Regions from separate parts of the Homo sapiens genome. Here region 1 is linked to region 2. The links are chromatin loops, found by intact Hi-C in ENCODE. Cell type or tissue: CD4-positive, alpha-beta T cell. All regions are shown on one strand.

Region 1 (8,000 bases), 400 kb after region 2:
TTTCAGATTTGCAAGATGAAAAGAATTCTGGAGATCTAATTCTTTTCAATATTTTCATTGTTTTCAATACGAACAATGTGAACATTCTTAACCCTACTAAACCGTATGCTTAAAAATGGTTAAGGTGGTAAATTTTATGTTATGTGTATTTTGTCACAATTAAAAAAACATACACACTTAAAAAGGATGGCAAGAAAACACACAAGAACAAGCATAAGACCCAGCCTATGGTCAGATCCTATTAAAAGTGCAGTTCGTGGACCAGCAGTGAATATATCCCTGAGAGCGTGTTAGAAATGCTGAACCTCAGGCCCTACCCCAGACCTGCTGAATCAGAATCTGCTCTGTAACACAATCCCCAAGAGATTCACATGCACATTGAAGTGTTGACATAGTAGATGCACAACAAACATTTGTTGCATGAATACATCCTTTCTTGTTGGTAAGTTTACAAGCAAATGTTATTGTGTTCTTCATACTTGCCTATCTTTTCCAAATTTTCCCAAACAGGCATGTGTTAGTTTATTTTTTTATTCTGATTTTAAATCATTCCCATTTAGATATTTTAACAGACCCCGAATCCAAAGCAGACAAGTTTCAGCAAGTCCCAAGGCCTGTTAGCCAACCAGAAAATAGAAGCTATGGAGGTTTAACTGAAATCCACAGATGCCCCCTAAGTCTCATTTTAGTTGATACTTACTTCAATATGTTTTCAGAGCAGCCAAGTAGGAGCAGTTTGGGATGGACCACACCTCTGTCAGCCTGTACAAAAATGGCTATCCATGACCTGGTCAGCCATGCTATCAACCCCACACACCATGGGAACAATGTTCATCTGAGTGAATGGAGGAATGGTCAGTGATTAATTCAGATCGGAATCAAAGACATAGGTAGCAGGAGAATCTACCTGCCCACTCAGGAGAACAACACACAGGGTCCTGGAGAATGTCTAAGTCACAGTCTCAAATTGCCTTTAAGGACCACCAGTCTTAAGCAAGGATGGCAGAGAACCAAACTGTCCATGGTGCTTCAAACAAGCATATTCTACATCCTAGCACAAACTTTTTAGATAAATACATTCTGCAAGCCCATCTATTGATAATGGAAAGAACCATGCAGTGCAAATTCTAACAGCCACCTGGCACTTGGTCTCTGTTGACATAACAACTGAAAGACTATACACCCCTGCCCGCATTCCTGGATAATGAGAATTACTGAAAACCATTTCCAAACATCCACCAGAGTCTCAACAATGCAAAATCTCAGCTTTCAAACCTGAGCTCTACACCAGACATGCTAGGTAATCCAGAACAAACAAATCTCTTTTCTGCTTATGTTTCTAGGCCCTCTACAGCTGGAATGTTACTGTCCACCTTCCTCATACTTGCTTATTACAAAGTGAAAAATGAAATAAGAAATCATGACTAAATTATTTCTCATGTATTGTTCTGGCTTCCACCAACATATATGCAGATGGTTCAGTATAAGGCTATTCACTGCAGAACTCTTAGAATATCCATCAAGAGGAAACTGATTAAACAAAAGCATACCTATACCCAGCAATATTATACAAGTATAAAAAAGAATGAAGATGTTCTTTATGTATAGATATGGAAAGGGCTTCAAGACACAGTTACATGAAAAAGCAAGGAGAAAATAAGTATGTAGAGCTCCACTGCATACGTAGCTACACATAGTATTTACATTTTAATTAGTTAACATTTAAATGTAGTCCGAATAGCCACATTTCAAGTGGGCAGGAAGGCAGAGAACTTCAACCACTCTACTGCATAGTATCTGTGTAACTTAGAACACATTACATAACTTCTGTAAGCTCAGACTTATTATAAAATAAGGATGATGACAATACAGTACCTCATACTGTGAGGATTAACTCAGATAACACATAAAGTGCTTAAGGGGTTAACCGGGATAGTCCTTACTACTGAATCTAACATTTGTGCAGCTGTGGGCCAAAGCTGAGCATGAGCTGGCTGTGTCAGTCAAGGCCTCACAGATGGGTTCTCCTTTGGTAGAAGTAACTAGTCCAAGTAGTAGTAAATTTAAATATGAGTAGTAGTAAAATTGGTAGTAGTAAATCAGTCCAAGCTAGATGCTGTCAGTCCCCACCCCAATCCCCACCCCAGCTTGCTATCGTAGGTCACAGCACCCTTTCCTGGCAAAGCTACTCTCTTCCCCAGAATCCTTCTCAACACAAAACTCTCTGCAGCCACCATTAATCAACTAGAGTCAGTGCCTGAGATGAAATTTATCTGCCATCATTGCTGGTCCTGGTTGTGAGGATCAGAATCATGTTACTCAAACTCACAAGAGTTCCTTTTAAGCAGGTTACCATAAGATTTGTTGTTTAAAACAAGATCCTTTTGAGAATGCTCTGAAATTAGACTGGGACAAGTATAAACCACAGTTGAAGACAAATGTGAATGCATGGTCACTTAATTATATGTGATAATGCAAATTTATCCATAATCATTTCTAACATTTATATAACATATTACAGTTGTCAAAGTGTTTGCACATGCAGAATTTCAACAGACGACCCACACAATGGAGAACCATGGAGTACAGTCTACAAAAGGCACTTCCTCTCACTGGGTGGATCCACTCAAGAAACCCAACTTAAAAAGTTCAACCTGGCCGGGCACGGTGGCTCACATCTGTAAACCCAGCACTTTGAGAGGCCGAGGCGGGCACATCACGAGGTCAGGAGATCGAGACCATCCTGGCTAACACGGTGAAACCCCGTCTCTACTAAAAATACAAAAAAATTAGCCTGGCGTGGTGGCACATGCCTGCAGTCCCAGCTACTCGGAGGCTGAGGCAGGAGAATTGCTTGAACCCGGGAGGTGGAGGTTGCAGTGAGCCAAGATCGTGCCACTGCACTCCAACCTGTGCAACAGAGCGAGACTCCGTCTCAAAAAAAAAAAAAAAAAAAAAAAAAAAAAAAAAAAAAAAAAAAAAAAAGTTCAACGTACACGAAAAGGGTTTAGATGCTTGAAGACATTTCCATCAAGCTGAGGTAGCTACATGAATTACTAATTTCAGCTTGGGGATATTTCTGTCCAGATGGCCAGTGTTAGGGCTATTAGGTTAGAGTTCTCCTCCTCCTCCAGGACTGGAGAAACACAAATTCTTTGGTTCTTTTTTTGCCTATAACCCATGCAAACCACTTCCTTTCTTCAGCACTGGAAAAACCGGGTAGAGAAAATCCAAATGATGAGGATATAGTTTTCTTAGGACATACATGTGACTCTGGCTGTAATGATAATGAGAGGTGAAGCCAGCTGGACTTCTTGGGTCCAGTGGGGACTTGGAGAACTTTTCTGCCTAGCTAAAGTATTGTAAACGCACCAATCAGCACTCTGTAAAAATGCACCAATCAGCACTCTGTGTCTAGCTAAAGGATTATAAATGCACCAATCAGTACTCTGGAAAAACACACCAGTCAGCACTCTGTGTCTAGCTAAAGGATTGTAAATGCACCAATCAGCACTCTGTGTCTAGCTAAAGGATTGTAAATGCACCAATCAGCACTCTATAAAATGCATCAATCAGCACTCTGTAAAATGGACCAATCAGCACTCTGTAAAACGGACCAATCAGCAGGTTGTGGGCAGGGCCAAATAAAGGAATAGAAGCTGGCCACCCCAGCCAGTGGTGGCAACCGGCTCAGGTCTCCTTCTACTCCGTGGATGCTTTGTTCTTTCGCTCTTCACAATAAATCTTGCTGCTGCTCACTCTTTGGGTCTGTACTACCTTTATGAGCTGTAACACTCACTACAGAGGTCTGCGGCTTCACTCCTGAAGTAAGCGAGACCACAAACCCACCTGGAGGAACAAACAACTCTGAACGCGCCACCTTTAAGAGCTGTAACACTCACTGGGAAGGTCTGTGGCTTCACTCCTGAAGTCAGCGAGACCACGAACCCACTGGAAGGAAGAAACTCCGAACACATCTGAACATCTGAAGGAACAAACTCTGAACACACCATCTTTAAGAACTGTAACACTCACCGTGAGGGTCCGCGGCTTCATTCTCGAAGTCAGCGAGACCAAGAACCCACCGGAAGGAACCAAGTCCGGAAACAATAAGAATGAGAAACTGTTTTACTATCTAGGACAGTGTTTCTCAAACTGAAGGTTATGCAGGCACAAAATAAATATAAGGAGAAGAGATCACAGTTAATCACCCATAGTAACATTTGTTACTGTGAAACATTTGTTTCTGGTTGGATATGAAGTATCCTCCATCATAATATAAAATTGTATGTCAGCTAGTTGCAAGTCAAAAAATTTAAAGCCACAGATTTAGGAAACTATGACTCTTCTGAACACATGGACTAGAAAAGCATCTGGCCCAATTCGTGCTACAGCTTGAAAAGTGCCTATTAAGTTCATGAAGGTTTGCCTTCTCTTACTCTTGTTAGAACCCAACCACCATATGGAGAAGCCTAAGCTAGCCTGCTGAAGGATGAAAGACATGTGGGCTGGTCACCCCTGTCACGCTGGCTGAAGCCTGCCCACTGCCAGACATGAAGGAGGTCATCTAGGACCAAGAGTCCCAGCCAGGCTGGGTGTGGTGGCCCATGCCTGTAATCCCAGTACTTTGGGAGGCCAAGGCAGGAGGATCACTTGAGCCCAGGTGTTCGAAATCAGCTTGGGCAACATAGTGAGACCCCACCTCTATGATGAAATCTGAAGATTAGCCAGGCATGGTGGTGTGTGCCTCTAGTCCCAGCTACTCGGGAGGTTAAGGTGGGAGGATTGCTTGAGCCTTGGAGGTTGAGGCTGCAATGCATTGTGATCATGCCACTGTACTCCAGCCTGGGTGACAGAGTGAGACTCCCAAAAAATAACAACAAAAAAAAGGTGGGTGAGAGTGTCCAACCAAGTCACCAGCCAACCACAGCCATATGAGTGAGCCTAGGCTAGATCAGCAGAAAATCTGCCAGGTTAGTCAGCCCACATTGTTAAACCCCAGAATCATGAGCTAATAAATGATTGCTGTCTGAAGCCACTAAGTTTGGGGGTAGACTGTTAGGCAGTGAGAGATGACTGATTCAGTTCTCCTCTTCCAATTGTGGAAGAGACTGAGCCTCAAAGCAGAATAACTACAAAGTGTCACCAGTATAACCTTATGGGAGCCCAGGACACTTCTGGCACAGTGAGCTTAGTTCCTGACATCACCCAGTTGGGGAGGAGGAAAGGGAAAGGAGAATGGTGACACAGATGGTGAGGATCCCAGAAACTACTGTCCACCTGCAACCACTGAGAGACTTGGGGATGCTACTTGGCCTGCCAGAGACAAGATTTAGGAGATATGTGACTTTTCTGTCCAAAGGGACATGACTTAGAGAAGAGTAGGCTCACCTAAGTGTTGCTCTGGGATTAACAGGTAAAAGTTAGAGGTGATAGATTTTTAGCTTAGATTTTCCTAAGATTTTTCTTCACATACAAAGAAAAAAAAAGATAAGATTTTTTCAACAATTAATCCTCTAATTAATTTTAAGATCAATTGCCTTGAAAATAGTAAACTATAATCATCTGTCATATCTATAGGAGAAGGGATGACTACATTGGTGGGAAACTGAATGAGATGATTTTTAAGGCCTTGCTTCCATTTTATTTCTCAGAAGGAGAATATAAAATTGGATTTTGTTGGGAGGATACTCAACATTTTTATGAAAATGATATTTATCCTCATGTGAAAGTATGCTTCACACTGAAAATGGTAAGAATTTATGGAAACATGGTCTTTGGGGTTAAAAGGATCTGGGTTTCAAGTCCACCTACTAACTGTTGACTTAAGCAAGTTTTCTCTAAATCTTAGTTATGTCATCTAACATAGGGTTATAATAATAGTACCCCACAGGCCTGTCACATGTTTAAACGAAATAACATCATGTACATGACACACAGAAAATGATAAATTATTATATTTATGCCTCTTAAGGAAGAGAAGGAGATAGAATGGAAGAATGAAGCAAGAGGTAAAGGTTAAGAAATGAAAGGTTAAGGTAAGACACTGGGAGCTCTCGACTCATTCCTAGAATAGTAGTCATTATTATATTATATATATTTTTTTGAGATAGGGTTTCCCTCCTGTCACCCAGGCTGGAGTGCAATGGTGCCATCTTGGCTCACTGCAACCTTTGCCTCCTGGGCTCAAGTGATTCTCCTGCCTTAGCCTCCCAAGTGGGTGGGACTACAGGCGCATGCCATCATGCCCAGCTAATTTTTGTATTTTTTTTGTACAGACAGGGTCTCACTAAGTTGTCTAGGCTGGTCTTGAACTCCTAGGCTCAACCAGTCCACCTACCTCAGCCTCCCAAAGTGTTGGGATTACAGGCATGAGCCACTGCGCCCGGCCATGAGTTTTATTTATATTTTATTTATTTATTTTTTAGATTTAGAGACAGGGTCTTGCTATGTTTCTCAGGCTGGACTCAAATTGTGGGGCTCAAATGATTCTCCACCTCAGCCTCCCAAAGTATTGAGGTTATAGGCATGAGCCACTGCACCCAGCCCCACTCATGATTTGTATACCAAACAGGTGGGGGAGATGAAGGAAACAGGTGATTAAATATTACTTTTTAAAAAGCCGTACAAACTTTCTCATCTTAGCCCACAAGGGAACTCTAAGTCTCTTCCCAGTTCATCTCCAGTCCATCCTATCAACTCTCACTCCAACTTCCAAGGCAGAAGTGTGTCCGTGCGCCTGTCCTCAGGGAAGGATTATTTCTGACCATAAAGGAGCTAACTTATAGTCACTCAAATTGTTTCTGAGCTCTCTGTGTGGTGAGAATCACAACAGAAACTGAGTAGCACAGACAAAAGGGTGCCCAGGGCGGATGAACAGCCAGGATGCTGCACCCAGCCAGTTCCAGCAGACCAAAAAAAAAAAAAAGACAGAGTCACAGGTCCAGCTTCAGTCATCAGAGCAAAGTGGGCCAAAGCTCTCCTTGACCTTCGGTATCAGAGAAAATGTCAGGCTGTGGGGTGATGTGAAAACAAGGGCAAGAGATAGGCAACTCCCAAGGACACTCCTCCAGCTGTCTATCAGCCTCTCTCCTCATCTCCTGTCTTCTCTCCTATCCTCTGCCTCTCTACCCCTTGGCCAAACCCCAAACCAGTCCATTTTGTGACTTAATGACAGGTCCATCAAGGATGATGAAACTAATAATACTAATAGCAACTGTCATTTACTGAGTGCTAGTCACCATGCACTCTCCCCAGATCATTTCATTTAATCCTAACCATAATCCCAGACAGCAGGTATCAATACATGATTCTTAGAGAGAAGCGCTTTTCCCAAGGCCTCAGAGCTGCCAAGTGGGAGACCCAGGCAGAAACGTAGGCAGTCAGATTCCCAAGCTCTTTCTTATACCACTGCACTACCCTGCCTCCAAAGGAGATTTAGGATGTGTTTCTGGACATATGCTTCCTATCACAAGGGTTTGGCTGTAAATACAGCCCTGAGGTTTTAACTCTAGAACTTTATTTTGCACTTTGTCTGGGTGATCTTCCCAAGGTGCTGGTTAAAAGAAAGAAACTTTGGGCCAGGCACTGTGGCTGATGCCTATAATCCCAGCACTTTGGGAGGCCAAGGCGGGCAGACTATTTGAGGCCAGGAGTTCAAGACCAACCTGGCCAACACGGCAAAACCCTGTCTGTACTAAAAATATAAAACTTAGCCGGGCATGGTGGTGCCCACCTGTAATCCCAGCTACTCAGAAGGCGGAGGCATGAGAATCGCTAGAACCCAGCAGATGGAGGTTGCAGTGAGCCAAGATGGTGCCATTGCACTCTAGCCTGGGTAACAGAGCTGACTCTGTCTCAACAACAACAAAAACAAAAAAAGAAAAAAGAAACTGTTTCATCTTTGAAAGAACCTGAGAAGCTTTTGTTGTTTTTCCAAATCAAATTTACAGGGTCAGGAAAAGTCATGCAGGTTAGGAAGTCCCTCCCTGCACCTGCGG
Region 2 (8,000 bases):
ACCACAGTCTTTTTAGAATTAGTTGGTAACAACTCTTTTCCATCTTATCTTGGGTTAGGAATATTTTTTAAAACTTAAATACAGTAATTCTCAAATTTTTTGGTCACAGGACTTCTTTGCACTCCTACTTGTTAAGGACCCCAAAGAGCTTTTGAAAATGTTTGTAATATTCATTTATATTTACCATATTGGAATAAAACTTAAACATTTTAAATATTAGTTCATTTATAAATAACAAATAATTTTTATGGGTTAACATAAATAACATTTTTAATGGAATATAACTTTCCCCAAACAAACAAAAAAGTATTGAAAATAATGTCATTGTTTTATATTTTTGTAAATCTCTTTAATGTCTTGCGTGATAGAAGAACAGCTGCATTCTCATATTTGCTGCATTCAATTTTATGTGTTACGTTGTTTTGGTTGAATTCTATAAAGAAAATCCAGCTTCACAGATATGTAGGTGGAAAAGATAGGAATATTTTAATAGCTTTTCCAAATAATTGTGAATTTTCTTTTTTGAGGCTAAAACTTGACAAGTGTTAGTTTTTTAAGGATTAAATGTAGTGTGGAATCCATTGGTCTATCCTACTCTTTTAAAAAAATTTTTTTAAATTTTAATTTTAATTTTTTTTGAGACAGCTCTGTCACCCAGGCTGGAGTGCAGTGGCTCCATCTCAGCTCACTGCAACCTCCACCTCCTAGGCTCAAGCGATCCTCCCACCTCAGCCTCCAGAGTTGCTGGGACTTCCAGGGCACATCATCACACCCAGCTAATTTTTTTTTGTATTTTTTTGTAGAGATGGGGTTTCACAATGTTGCCCAGGCTGGTCTTTAACTCCTGGACTGAAGTGATCCACCTGCCTTGGCCTCACAAAGTGCTGGGATTACAGGCGTCAGCCACCGCACCTGGTCCTATCCTACACTTTGAATAGATTGTTACCCCTATGTGAGTTTGTAACATCAATTTATTGATCTTTTAGAAAATATCAGTTTACTGAGTTTCAAGGATCTTCCAAGTATTGATATTTCATTAAAAAAATCACACAAAAAAGGATCTTCCAAATATTGACATTTCTTCAAAAAAATCACACTGTAGCCTGACATGGTGGTGCACACCTGTAGTCCCAGCTACTCAGGAGGCTGAGATGCGAGGACCACTTGAGCCTAGGAGTTTGAGACCAGCCTGGGCAACATAGGGAGACTCTGTCTCAAAAAAAAAAAAAAAAAAAAAAAAAAAGGCCCATTTGTTAATATTACTACTAATCTCACTAGAAAAGTCTAAGTGTTGGGAAGCTATCAAGCTCACTGGTTACATACAAGTGTTCCAAAATGCTAATTTTATTGGAAAGTTCAAATGTTATGAATGGCAACAAATGCTGTCAGTTGTATTCCTTGTATTGACAGGCTTATTTTGTTCATTTTTGAGAAAATGTCTGCCAAATACCTAAATCTGGAAACCTGTTCTTTCAAGTAAGATGGTGAAAAAAGTGGCTAGTTTTGCTTACTTATAACTCAATAGCACCAGTTCTTCTCCTAGAGCTGCCATTGTCACTCAGCATGCAGCAGAAATGCTATAGGTGTACTTCCTATCTTATCACATACAATTGTAAAAGGACTGGTACTAAATGACTGCAATGTAACAAAATTAATCATTTACTTGTTCATCAAGGGAATTTTTTAAGTGAAACTGGCTTTATTTTTTCCCATGTAGTGGTGAAGAATACAATGACTACAAATAGAGTTTGGCACCACTGCCTTGTTTTGTGCTACGGTGCTGGCAGTTTTACTCCACTAGCAGTGCAAACAAATGTCCTCAGTGAAAAAGGCAAATGACTTCTTAGTAGTCTTTTGAAAATAGTCTACTTTACAGAACCTCTGTAAGGAACCCCTGGTGGTGTACAAAAAAATACAAAAATTAGCTGGGTGTGCGTGCCTATAGTCCCAGCTACTCAGGAGGCTGAGGCAGGAGGATGGCTTGAGCCCGGGTGTAGGAGGTTGCAGTAAGCTGAGATCAAGCCATTGTACTCCATCCAGCTCTGGGCGACAAAGCAAAACCCTGTCTTGGCCGGGCGCGGTGGCTCACGCCTGTAATCCCAGCACTTTGGGAGGCTGAGGCAGGCAGATCACAAGGTCAGGAGATCGAGACCATCCTGGCCAACATGGTGAAACCCCATCTCTACTAAAATACAAAAAATTAGCCGGGTGTGGTGGCACGTGCCTGTAGTCCCAGCTACTCGGGAGGCTGAGGCAGGAGAATCGCTTGAACCTGAGAGGCAGAGATTGCAGTGAGCCGAGGTTGCGTCCCTACACTCCAACCTGGCAACAGAGCAAGATTCTGTCTCAAAAAAAAAAAAAAAAAAAAAGACATGAACAGACAAATCAAAAATAACATAAAAATGGCCCTTGATATGAAAATATGTTCAGCTTTCCTCATGGGAGAAGTACACATTAAAACTACACTGAGGCCGGGCGCGGTGGCTCATACCTGTGATCTCAGCACTTTGGGAGGTCAATGCTAGTGGATCAGTTCAGGTCAGGAGTTCGAGACCAGCCTGGCCAACATGGTGAAACCCTGTCTCTACTAAAAATGCAAAAATTAGTCGGGCGTGGTAGTGCATGCCTGTAGTTCCAGCTACTTAGGAGGCTGAGGCAGGAGAATTGCTTGAGCCGGGAAGGCAGAGGTTGCAGTGAGCCAAGATCATGCCATTGCACTCCAGACTGGGTGACAGAGGGAAAGTCTGTCTCAAACAAAGAAAAAAAAACTACACTGAAATATTATTTCTCCCTATCAGAATGAAAAAAATTCAAAGGCTTGACCACAGTGTTGGAGAGGCAATGGAGAAATACATGCACTCCTTCACTGCTCGAGGGAGTGCCAAATAGTATATAGCCTCTAGTGAATGAAATTTGCAGTTTAACAAAATTGCATATGCCTACTCAGTAATCACATGCCTAGGAACTGACCCTAAAGATACAAAAGTAATACAAAAGTATTATTCACAATATAAAAGTAACATTCACAGATTTATTCACCATTTGTAATTGCAAAATAGTGGGAACAACCTAAATGCGTATGGATAGGAAACTGGCTAAATAAACTGTGACATAGCTGCATGATGGAGTAACTACAATTTTTTTCAAATGAAATTGATTTCTATGAACTGATATAGAGTAACTTCTAGGATGTATTGATAAATGAAAATAAAAAGTACTAATATATATGTAACACACATACCCATCTGTATCTGTCCCTTTCCACTAAAGAAACACAGGAAAGATAACCAGAAACTAACAAAATTTGTTACTTACAGTGGAGGGGTGGGTGGGAATCAGGTGGAAGGCATAGAGACTGAGTGACATTTCTCTAAGTGAACCTTTTTGTATGTTTCTACTTTTGAAACCTTTATCAATGTTTCATATTTTCAAAAAATAAAATTTAATCAATAATGAAGACAAAACCTGTAAGATTGATTGTATGACCTGCAATGGCACTCATTATGAGGTTAGACTTTGTGTTAGGGCTGCCTGGGGATGACAGGGTCTCCCTGCAATCCAAATTCCAAATTGGACCCCACCCTTTCCCTTCCCCAGGCACTCAGAAGCTCCTTCCTTTCTTTATCACATCCCTCACTCACGTGGTCAAACTGTCCTGGACTAAAATAACCAAATAATGATGGAAGCAAGGAGGTTAAGTGACACACAATCTTTTCCCCTAATGACACCTAAGAACTAACCCTGCACTGGTGAGTGCAGAAGCCTTAGCATTCCTTTGCCTTTGCGGCCCTCTGCTGGTGTAAAGAAAATGTGGAGGTTGATGATGTTACTTGCTTATTCTCTAGTCTAGTTTTGTTGGGAGAGGAACTTTGATAAGCTGTCTCTCCTAGGAGATCTCTGATCCAAAGTTCTTGCTTATCTGGCATTCTTGGACACTTTGTGGAATTTGGAAATATTCATACAATTTAAGACTCTTCTTTGCCTTCACATCACTGCTCTTGTCTCTTCCCGCTCTTTAACCACTGCTTTATTTTCTTGGCTCTTCTTCACCTTCTTTCCTACTCCTTCCAAAGTTCTGGCCTAAATCCTCTTCTTCCTATAAGTTCATCCCCTTAGCACTTTTATGACTGTAACTATTTAGTTCTATGAGTATTTCCCAAATGCTTTATTTCCTCCAATGCTCCAGATCCTTTTTTTTTTTTTTTAAACAGAGCTGGTGCCTCAGCCTCCCGAGTAGCTGGGATTACAGTCATGCGCCACTACGCCCGACTGATTTTTGTATTTTTAGTAGAGACAGGGTTTCACCATGTTGGCTGGGCTGGTCTTGAACTCCTAGCCTCAAGTCATTGGCCCATATCGGCCTCCCAAAGTGCTCGCATTACAGGTGTGAGCCACCGCGCCCAGCCTCCAGATCCAAATTTGAAACTATTTACCACAAACTCCGCTTGATGCCCTCTGGCACCTCAATCTCAGTGTGCCCTAATCTGAGTTCTTCATCTTCCCTTTGTTGGAACAAATGACCCAAAACCTGGAAATAAGGATTACCAAGTGCCCTTTCAATGTCATATTAGCACAGTAGTTCTCAAAGTGTGGAGTGTGGTCCCTAGACCAGCAGCATCATCATCACCTGGGAACTTGTTAGGAGTGCAAATTTTCAGGTTCCACCCAAGATCTACTGAGTCTGAAACTCTGGAAGTTGGATCCAGCAATCTGTGGTTTAACAAGCCTTCCGGGGGATTCTCATGATCACTTAAGTTTGAGAACTACTGAACTAGAGCAGGGGCTAGCAAACTATGGTTTGTGGGCCAAATCCAGCCTACTGCCCGCTTTTATTATTTTTTAATTTTAATTTTTAATTTAATTTTATGTTTTTGAGACAGTGTCGCCTAGGCTGGAGTGCAGTGGCGTGATCTCGGCTCACTGCAACCACCATCTCCTGGGTTCAAGCGATTCTCCTGTCTCAGCCTCCTGAGTAGCTGGGATTACAGGCACCTGCCATTATTCCCAGCTAATTTTTGTATTTTAGAGGGGGTTTCACCATGTTGGCCAGGCTGCTCTTGAACTCCTGACTTCAGGTGATCCGCCTGCCTTGCCCTCCCAAAGTTCTAGGATTACAGGCGTGAGCCACGGCGCTCAGCCTATTGCCTGCTGTTATAAAAGTTGTATTGGAACACAGCCACACCCATTTGTTACTATATCATCCACAGCTGCTTTTGTTTTACAACAACAGTTGAGTTGAGTAGTTGCGACAGAGACCATATGGCTCTCATAGCCTAAAATAGTTACTATCCGGTTCTTTAAAGAAAAAGTTTGCAGACCCCTAGACTAGAGCATGGTCTACAAAACCCTCCTAAGGGTCATCTGATCGTCTAGGGAAAGACAATTTTCTTTGAGTTAGTATTTATTACTGAGTTGGGCCCAGATTCCATAATTAAGGTATTAATTATAGAAAATTGGTAAATTGCAAATTATTTTTGTTAGAGGGAGATAAAAATGATTTATCTGTGTTAGAGTTCATCACAAAGATAACAATTTTATTTTCCGGTAAACCATAAACCAGTTTTGGATTTAACCTAGCAATCTTATCTTAGCATTATTTTTTTTCTTTCACTGAATACACACACACACACACACACACACACACACACACACACACCCCTCTCATAACCGCCTATAAACCAGTTTTACATTCTTCTGATTACTTAACTAATAAATTAGGTTGTTTTTTTTTTGCAATTTTATAACTTTGATGTATTTGACCATCAGCAATTAGTTCTCATCCACATTGACTGTCTGTAGATTTTTGAAAGTGGTAACCGGTACATAGGTAACCAAAGTATAGAGCTTATTTGGTGAATCTTCATCCTTATTCTGGATAATCGCACACGGATTCGGTATGAGACATTCCTTATTCCTTTGGCCCAGACAGCTTTGTTGAGCCTGGTAGCAACGCACATGTCTGGAGCTACCATCTCCTTCATGGCAAATTTCCGAATCTCTTTGAGTGCCCAAGGGGCACACTTCTTGAAGCGCACTCCATGGGTGCGCTTGTGAATGTTGATGGTGTATTCTTGGGTCACCACCTCGTTGATAGCAGAACGGCCCTTTTTCTTTTGGCCACCCTTCTTTGCGGAAGCCATTCTGTTGGGTCCAAGTTGGAAAGGCAATATTTTATTTTATTTTATTTTTTTAAGACAAGGTCTCACTCTGTCACCTGGGCTGAAGTGCAGTGGCACAATGGCACAATCAAGGCTCACTGTAGCCTCAACTTCCCGGGCTCAAGCGATCCTTCTACCTCAACCTCCCAAGTAGCTGGGACTACAGGCATATGCCTCCACACTCAGCTAATTTTTTTTTCTTTCTTTCTTTTTTTTTTTTTAGAGATGGGGTCTAGTCTGGTCTCGAACTCCTGGACACAAGGAATCCTCCTGCCTGGATTACAGGCATGAGCCCAGCCTATTAATAAATTAGATAAATCTTTGAAGCAGGCTTACTATATGCTTGTATGAAAGTTATCTTTTTAATTTTTTGAAATTTGTACTTTGACATCAATAAGAGTTACTGCCTCCTATATTACCTCTCTGTTATTATTCTCCCTCAATCTCCTTGTTACCCAGACTTGAAATATTGGCACCTGCTCCAGTTCCTTTCTTACTCTCTAAACAAATCAGTCCTCAAATCTCACTGGTTTTACCTCCAAGGTTCTCTTGGTGCCATCCCCATGATTAACGTCAGAGTTTAAGCTTCTATTCCCTCTCTCCTGAACTTTTACAATAGCCCTTACTTGGATCTCTGTAACCACTGCGCTCAAGGCTACTAGAAAAATATCCCCAAGGAAAAGCTCCGATCATTTCACTCCCCTTCCTAAAACTCGTTGGGGGTTCTTCATTACCCAACAATAATGGAAAGGCCCAGTTCCTTAGCTTGATTTTCAAAGCCTTCCAAAATTTGATCTCGAGCTTATATTCCTTAACTACTCTGTCCTTTCCTGCTCCCTTCATTCACTGTGCCTATGCACACTTTCTTTGCCTTCCTTCATACCACCCTACTGCCTGAATACTTTCTGCCCTGTATCTGCATGTCCAAACCGAAGTATAGTTTAACCCCATCTTGAAGCTCCACTGTAGTGATCCTTTAAACTGAAAGTTATTTCTCTCTGCTCCGAATTAGCAACATATTTAATTTGTATCTCTTCTATAACACATATCTCTTTCTATTTTGTAACATAGTTCTTTGTGGACATTACTGTGGTATCATTGTAGGATAGCGTCTATAATCTAACTTTGTATCCACAGTATTGCCTAACTGTGCTAATACCGATAAGAGGGCCAGTGAAAAATTGTTTAGCAGGAACTGCTGAAAAAAATTAAACTCTGAACTGAAAAAGTAGTACTGAGGCAGGATAGGCAGTCAAGGAAGTGCCCATATCCTCAGGACGCAGCAACCATGGTGACCCCAACAGTCAACACAATAAGCCTCAGCATTTGAATTGTGATTGAACTCAGTCGAGCAAAGCTATCTTCAGTAGGAAATTTCTTCTATAGAGAGCATGAGCACTTTGATTTTACCTGTCCTCAAACTGACCTTTTGCTCATTATAATAGCAAAAAACATGCCCTTGGGTGGAGATTTACAATGCTAATGGGACACCTGAGGGAGGAACATGGGTGCACAGCTACTGCACATGTGCAGCCAGAGGACCAACCAGAAGATGCTTACTACTAGGTTGGTGCAAAAGTAATTGTGGTTTTTGCATTTAAAGTAATGGCCAAAACCGCGATTACTCTTGCACGAACCTAACGGTAACACTTCTTCCCACCTCCTTATGAATAATCATGCAAATAATACATGATTAGCAATAACCTCCAGCAATAATCAATGTTGTCTCATCCTTACGAGCAGCCTGCCCTGAATTCTCTCTCTCTCTCAGGGTGTGATGTCTATTTTGTACTTAGCTTTCAAAATTTTTTTTTCTTTTGCAATAAATTATGCTGCATCTCT

What was found. Hi-C counts contacts between places; a loop is a spot of excess contacts. Peaks named below come from ENCODE experiments on the same cell type or tissue, not always from the same donor. Only the 100,000 strongest peaks of a DNase experiment are listed, where the experiment ranks them.
Region 1: a loop joins it to region 2, with 2.2 times the contacts of the local background. A loop is called at or near these places in 3 of 110 quality-filtered maps.

What each region holds. Positions count from the first base shown.
Region 1 is chr3:32,110,744-32,118,743 of GRCh38, reverse strand. The region is part of intron 1 of GPD1L (glycerol-3-phosphate dehydrogenase 1 like); the gene reads right to left. Among named protein-coding and RNA genes, the nearest start is that of GPD1L, 8.1 kb to the right of the region's middle. In CD4-positive, alpha-beta T cell, no CTCF peak of the experiment used is centred here; a DNase peak (open chromatin) is centred at 3,753; H3K4me3 peaks cover 1,212 bases; H3K27ac peaks cover 1,687 bases.
Region 2 is chr3:32,506,095-32,514,094 of GRCh38, reverse strand. MIR548AY (microRNA 548ay) reads left to right here and starts at 7,706; the gene lies at 7,706-7,812. It also overlaps the pseudogene RPL31P18. In CD4-positive, alpha-beta T cell, a CTCF peak has its summit at 3,787 (motif pointing left); a DNase peak (open chromatin) is centred at 3,774.